Regions from separate parts of the Homo sapiens genome. Here region 2 is linked to region 1. The links are chromatin contacts, found by POLR2A ChIA-PET in ENCODE. All regions are on one chromosome and are shown on one strand. The core of a region is the stretch at or near the end of the contact, and the rest is flanking DNA. Distances in the headings are between cores, read along the strand shown. Region 1 overlaps TPCN1 (two pore segment channel 1). Region 2 has its middle 5.0 kb from the start of RAB35-AS1.

Evidence for each region. ChIA-PET counts read pairs that join two places held with the same protein, here RNA polymerase II (POLR2A).
Region 2: POLR2A ChIA-PET joins it to region 1 with 22 read pairs in BJ. The contact joins two enhancer-like sites. POLR2A ChIA-PET finds 5 or more read pairs at or near these places in 2 of 52 experiments (BJ and OCI-LY7).

What each region holds. Positions count from the first base shown.
Region 1 is chr12:113,270,619-113,273,404 of GRCh38, forward strand. TPCN1 (two pore segment channel 1) reads left to right here. Exons shown (of 28, transcript NM_017901.6): 8 at 2,040-2,074; 9 at 2,614-2,672. Among named protein-coding and RNA genes, the nearest start is that of MIR6762, 20 kb to the right of the region's middle. Within about 2 kb of position 1,358, at least 26 of the 41 ENCODE cell types and tissues checked have a DNase peak (open chromatin) inside an H3K27ac peak, as active enhancers do.
Region 2 is chr12:120,120,552-120,123,337 of GRCh38, forward strand. No RefSeq gene overlaps it. Among named protein-coding and RNA genes, the nearest start is that of RAB35-AS1, 5.0 kb to the left of the region's middle. Within about 2 kb of position 1,445, at least 2 of the 41 ENCODE cell types and tissues checked have a DNase peak (open chromatin) inside an H3K27ac peak, as active enhancers do.

The DNA of each region.
Region 1 (2,786 bases), core at 108-2,607:
TACAGGCACCCACCACCACACCCAGCTACTTTTTGTAGTTTTAGTAGAGATGGGGTTTCACCATATTGGCCAGGCTGGTCTCCAACTCCTGACCTTGTGATCCACCTGCCTCCGCCTCCCAAAGTGCTGTGATTATAGGCGTGGGCCACCGCGCCCGGCCTCTGGGACCTCTTTTATAGGGGCACTAATCCCATTCGGGAGGACGTCACACTCATGACCTCTTCACCTCCCACAGCCGCCACCTCCTAACACCCTCAACTTGGGGATTAGGATTTCAACATAGGGATTAGGGGCAGGGGACACAAACATTCAGACCAGAGCAGGTAGTTTTATAAATTCAGAAAGATTTTAAAAATACGCCAGGCATGGTGTCCCACGCTGATTGTCGCAGCATTCTAGGAGGAGGAGGCAGGCAGATCGCTTGAGTCCAGGAGGTCGAGACCAGCCTGGGCAAGATAGGGAGACCCCATCTCTACACACACACAAAAAAAATATACAGGAATTAGCTGGGTATGGTGGCATGTGGCATGCACCTGTGGTCCCTGCTACTCAAGAGGTGAGGCAGGAGGATCACCTGAGCATGGGGAGACAGAGGTTGCAGTGAGCTGTGACAGCGCAACTGCATTCCAGCCTGGGCAACAGAGCAAGACTCTGTCTCAAAAATAAATAAGTAATAATAACATGAACACCCATGGACCTACCATCCAGCTTAGGAAATGAAGCCTTAGAAATAAAATGGAAGGCATGTTTGTGACCTTTAGTGATTGTGATTCCCGCTTTCCCCAAAGGTACCCCCTGTCCTACGCTTATCATTCCCATGCACGTCTTTATATTTTACTTCACATTTACATTTCCCCAAGTGACAAAGAAATGATAATGCTTTGCATACTTAAAAAAGTCTCTAAGTGGTTATATAATATGGGTGTCCGCTTCTACACATTGCCCTTTCGCTCAGCACTGTGTTTTTGAAATTTATTCCTGTTGATACATGTAGATGCTGTTTATTCATTTTCACTGGAGCGGAGCAAGTATGCCAAAGCTTGTTTATCTGCTCTTCTGTCGGACGTTTTTCTTATCACAAATCCCACCGCAGTGAACACTCCTGTGTGTTTCCCGGTGCTCACGCTTGAGAGTTTCCCAAAGGCGCTTGCCTGGGCCCTGAGAGACGGCAAGCTTCAGCTTCACTGGGTACAGCATGGTCACAGGCTGCTCACTCAGGAGGGCTTAGTTTTTCAGGTGGGGCTGACTGTGACAGCCACACAAGAGTCACAGGGCATAGACATCGGAAGCCGTGGCACTCAGCTGGGAAAGCCGAGGTCCTTTCACCAGGACTCCGCAGATGGTGAAGACAGTGGAACTCCAGAGCCCTGACTCTGAGGCTAGAGCCAGGGCCAACCCCTCCCGGCCCTCGTGACTGCCTTGTCCTGAGTCATGGCTCTCACTTCCTCCCACCCACCACCCCACTCTTGGTAGAATTTTGTTTGTGCTTCTCCGGGGGTAGGGGCTGATTTCCCCTGAGGGCAGAGTTCCTCCCTTTTCCCACTCAGGATTTCAGGGACTCAGGGAGTGGTCCATTCCTGGAGGGAGGAAGTGAATGGCATTCCCACCCTGGGACCCTGGCTGCAGGGAGCAGCGGATCCCTTTGGAATTTAGTCAGCTGTCATGTTCTCAGAACCTAAGATTGCGAAACAGCAGCCTGGATTCCAGATCCAGCCTACAGATGGGTTTTGTTTGGTCTGAAAACTTTGAGCCAGCATTTTAAAATTAGATTTTACACAAAAATACAGACTTCCAGCCTTTTGAAAGAACAGAGCCGATAGTGCCCGGCACATTGCTGTAGGGCAGCAAGCGTCTGGTGCCAGCAGCCCTGCTCCCTTCCAACAGAGCATGTGTTCTCAGGGTGCTGTGGTCCCCAGCAGTCCCTGCTGCTCTTCCTGACCTGCTGCGTTCATTTGCATGTATTTGTCCAGTCCTTTTGACACCAGGTTTTGGGACCTCTGCTCTAATCCTTTTGTTTATCTGTTTCCACCCACTTCTAGGTTTCTACTTGTTCTCCCCTAACCCTTCAGACCCCGTAAGTAATCAGCACATTTGTCCGTCTCTTCTTTTATGGAGGGCTTTTCCCTCAGACAGGGTCACCGGCGTGACCCTGTGGCCATATGGGGAAGGGGGGGCCTGCCTGGTTTCTCATCATAGCTTGTGTGTGCATTGCACCTGGGAGTTCCCATCACTCAGACTTGACCACTTTCTTCCTTGAGAGCTGGGGATCCCCTTTTCTGTTCTTGAAAGGAGTGCCGCCAGGATCAGGTTTGGACCATTGGAATATTTTGGCAGAGGAGCAGTGGGGGAGAGCCAGGCGAATGGCCCAGACATGTGACTCCCTAGAAAAAAGTCCCCCCAAGTCAATAGTTTGCTTCTGCCGGAAGCATCAGGTGCAGGAAAGGGGAGGCCTCTGGACTGCATGTTTGCTCTTTCCTCTGCCTCCCTCAGGGATTCCTTGAGAGATGCAAGAGCGGTCAAGGCAGGGCATGCCAGGTGGCCCATCACAGCCTGTTCCTGATGGCCGTGTGCTCTTGGCTGGTCCCGACTTCTCTGCCCTCTCTTCCCTTGCAGTACTTCAGCACCCTGGAGAACAGCATCGTCAGTCTGTTTGTCCTTCTGACCACAGCCAAGTAAGTGCAGGCTCTGCCTTGCCTTTGGTCCTCTGCTGCCGCCCTGGGGTCTCTTTCTCTTTTCTGCCAAGTATATTCCACATCCCAGCACAGGCAGGTGCTGTGGTGCTATTG
Region 2 (2,786 bases), core at 195-2,694, 6.9 Mb after region 1:
ACTGTAGTGGGCACAGAGGCTAGAACATGAACAAAACAAAGCTCCTGTCCTCACGGAGTTTACAGTTTAGTGGGGAACAAGTCATTCACTCATTCAACAAATACTTGAGGGCCTACTATGCCAGACATTGATCTACGAGCTGAGGATTCAGCAGTAAGTAAAATTTTAAAATCCCAGCTTTCATAGAGCTTATATTCTGATAGAGAATACAGGCACCAAGTATGTCCAAGGAGAAAAGTAAAGCAGGGAGCACGCTGAGGTTTGCAGAAGCAGGCAGTGGAGCCACAGAGGTGGCAGGAAGTTTGGCAGTGGATGACAAGAGAAACAATGCTTGGTGGTGAGAGCAGTGGGGCTCATGAAGTATTTTTCAGGATAGTGGAAGCAGAGGATTAGCAGCCAGGAAATAATAAGGAGTGAATATTTGGAGGGAAGATGAGCTAAGGGCGCTTCAAAGAGCTTTGGGAAGTAAAGTGTCACCAACCAGAAGGCTAAGTGGGTAAAGGAGAGGGGGACCTCAGGCCCTCAAGGGTAGCAGTGTCAGGGATGAAGATCAGTGCAGTGGAGGTTGGAGGGACCTGTGAAATCCATTATTTCAGACAGCAACATGGACTTCAAAGCTGCTGAGTGCTAGGTAGCAAGGGAGGGAACGTGTGCTGTGATCATCCAGGAAGGAAGCAGTGGGTGGTGAATCAGAACTCAGAGAAGGCAGGTAAACTGACCGACAGGGACTTTAAATTAGGAGCAAGATGGGGACCACTCAGCATACTGGTCCAAGAGGGAAGGAAGAGAGGATATGATATGATGCCTGGTGTCTCCCTCTGATGGAAGTGGAAACGGGCCCTTTCTCCCACACCTGCAAGCCTGATGCCACACCAAGAGACTTGGCAGTGGGCCTTGCCCTGCCCTGATGTAGCCCCCAGAAATCAAGTGAATGTAAGTTCCATGATTCCAGGGACCATCTCTTTATCTGTATCCTCTGGAGACCCAGTGCCTGGTAGGTGCTTGATACCTGTTGAATTAAAGTGAAGCCACACACACAGTGTGAGAGTTGGACAGAATGTCAGATACAATTAGTTGAACCCTCTCTTGAGTTCACTTTTTGGGGTGTGGGCCAAACTTGGGGTCTAACTCAGGGTCAGCTTCTTCCCCTGACTCCAAACCGTTTAGCAGGAATTTTCTCACTCAACCTTTATATTATTAAATCAGTGGTTTTGCAAGTGTAGTCTGAGGACCCGCAGGGCTCCCTAAGACCTTTTCAAAGGATCTTCAGAGTCAAAACATGTTCACAATACTAAGATGTGATTTGCCTTTTTCACTTTCATTTGCTTATGACTGTACAGTGTTTGCCAGAGCCTACATGACATGTGATACAACAGACCAAATGCAGAGCTGACATGCGAATCCAGACATTAGAAACCTAAAAAAATGTGGAACAATGCCACTTGAACAGTTTTGCTTTGTTGTTGTTGTTTGTTTTTGAGACTGAGTCTCTCTCTTGCCCAAGCTGGGAGTGCAGTGGTACGATCATGGCTCACTGCAGCCTTGACCTCCTGGACTGAAGTGAACCTCCCACCTCAGCTTCCTGAGTAGCTGGGACTGCAGGTGTACACACCACCACACCACTATGCCTGGCTTTTTTTTTTTCTTTTGAGACAGAGTCTTGCTCTGTCACTCAGGTGGGAGCTGGAGTGCTGTGGCATGATCTCGGCTCACTGCATCCTCCACCTCCTGGGTTCAAGTAATTCTCCTGCCTCAGCCTCCCGAGTAGCTGGGATTACAGGTATATGCCACCATGCCCAGCTAATATTTATGTTGTTTAAGTAGAGACGGGGTTTTGCCATGTTGGTCAGGCTGGTCTCAAACTCCTGACCTCAGGTGATCTACCCACCTCAGCCTCTGAAAGTGCTGGGATTACAGGTGTGAGCCACTGCGTCTGGCTGCTATTTTTTTTTTTTTTAATTTTTAAATTTTTTGTAGAGACAACAGTCTCACTATGTTGCCCAAGCTGGTCTTGAACTCCTGGCCTCAAGCCATCCTCCCACCTCAGCCTCCCAAAGTGTTGGGATTACAGGCATGAGCCACTGTGCCTAGCCTGGTTTTGACTCCTAAGATGCTAAATATCAATAGGTAAGATAGGTATACACAAGAGCTCTTTGGTGTCCTCAAAAAAATTTCAAAATATAAAAGGATCCCGGCTGGGCACAGTGACAAACACCTGTAATCCCAGCACTTCGGAAGGCTGAGGAGGGAGGATGGCTCAAGGCCAGGAGTTCAAGACCAGCCTGGGCAACATAGTGAAACCCTCATCTCTACAAAAAAAATTTAAAAAATTAGCCAGGCTGGGCACGATGGCTCACACGTGTAATCCCAGCACTTTGGGAGGCCAAGGTAGGTGGATTACCTGAGGTCAGGGGTTCAAGACCAGCCTGACCGATATGGTGAAACCCCATCTCTACTAAAAATACAAAAAAAAAAAAAAATTAGCTGGGCATGGTGGCGGGCACCTGTAATCTCAGCTACTCTGGAGGCTGAGGCACAAGAATCACCTGAACCTGGGAGGCAGAGGCTGCGGTGAGCCAAGATCACGCCACTGCACTCCAGCCTGGGCGACAGAGTGAGATTCCATCTCAAAAACAAACAAAATTAGGCAGGTGTGGTGGTGTGTGGCTGTAGTCCTAGCTGCTCAGGAGGCTGAGGCAGGAGGATCACTTGAGCTCAAGAGTTCAAGGCTGCAGTGAGCCATGAGCACACCATTGCACTCCAGCCTGGGCGGCAGAGCAGTACCC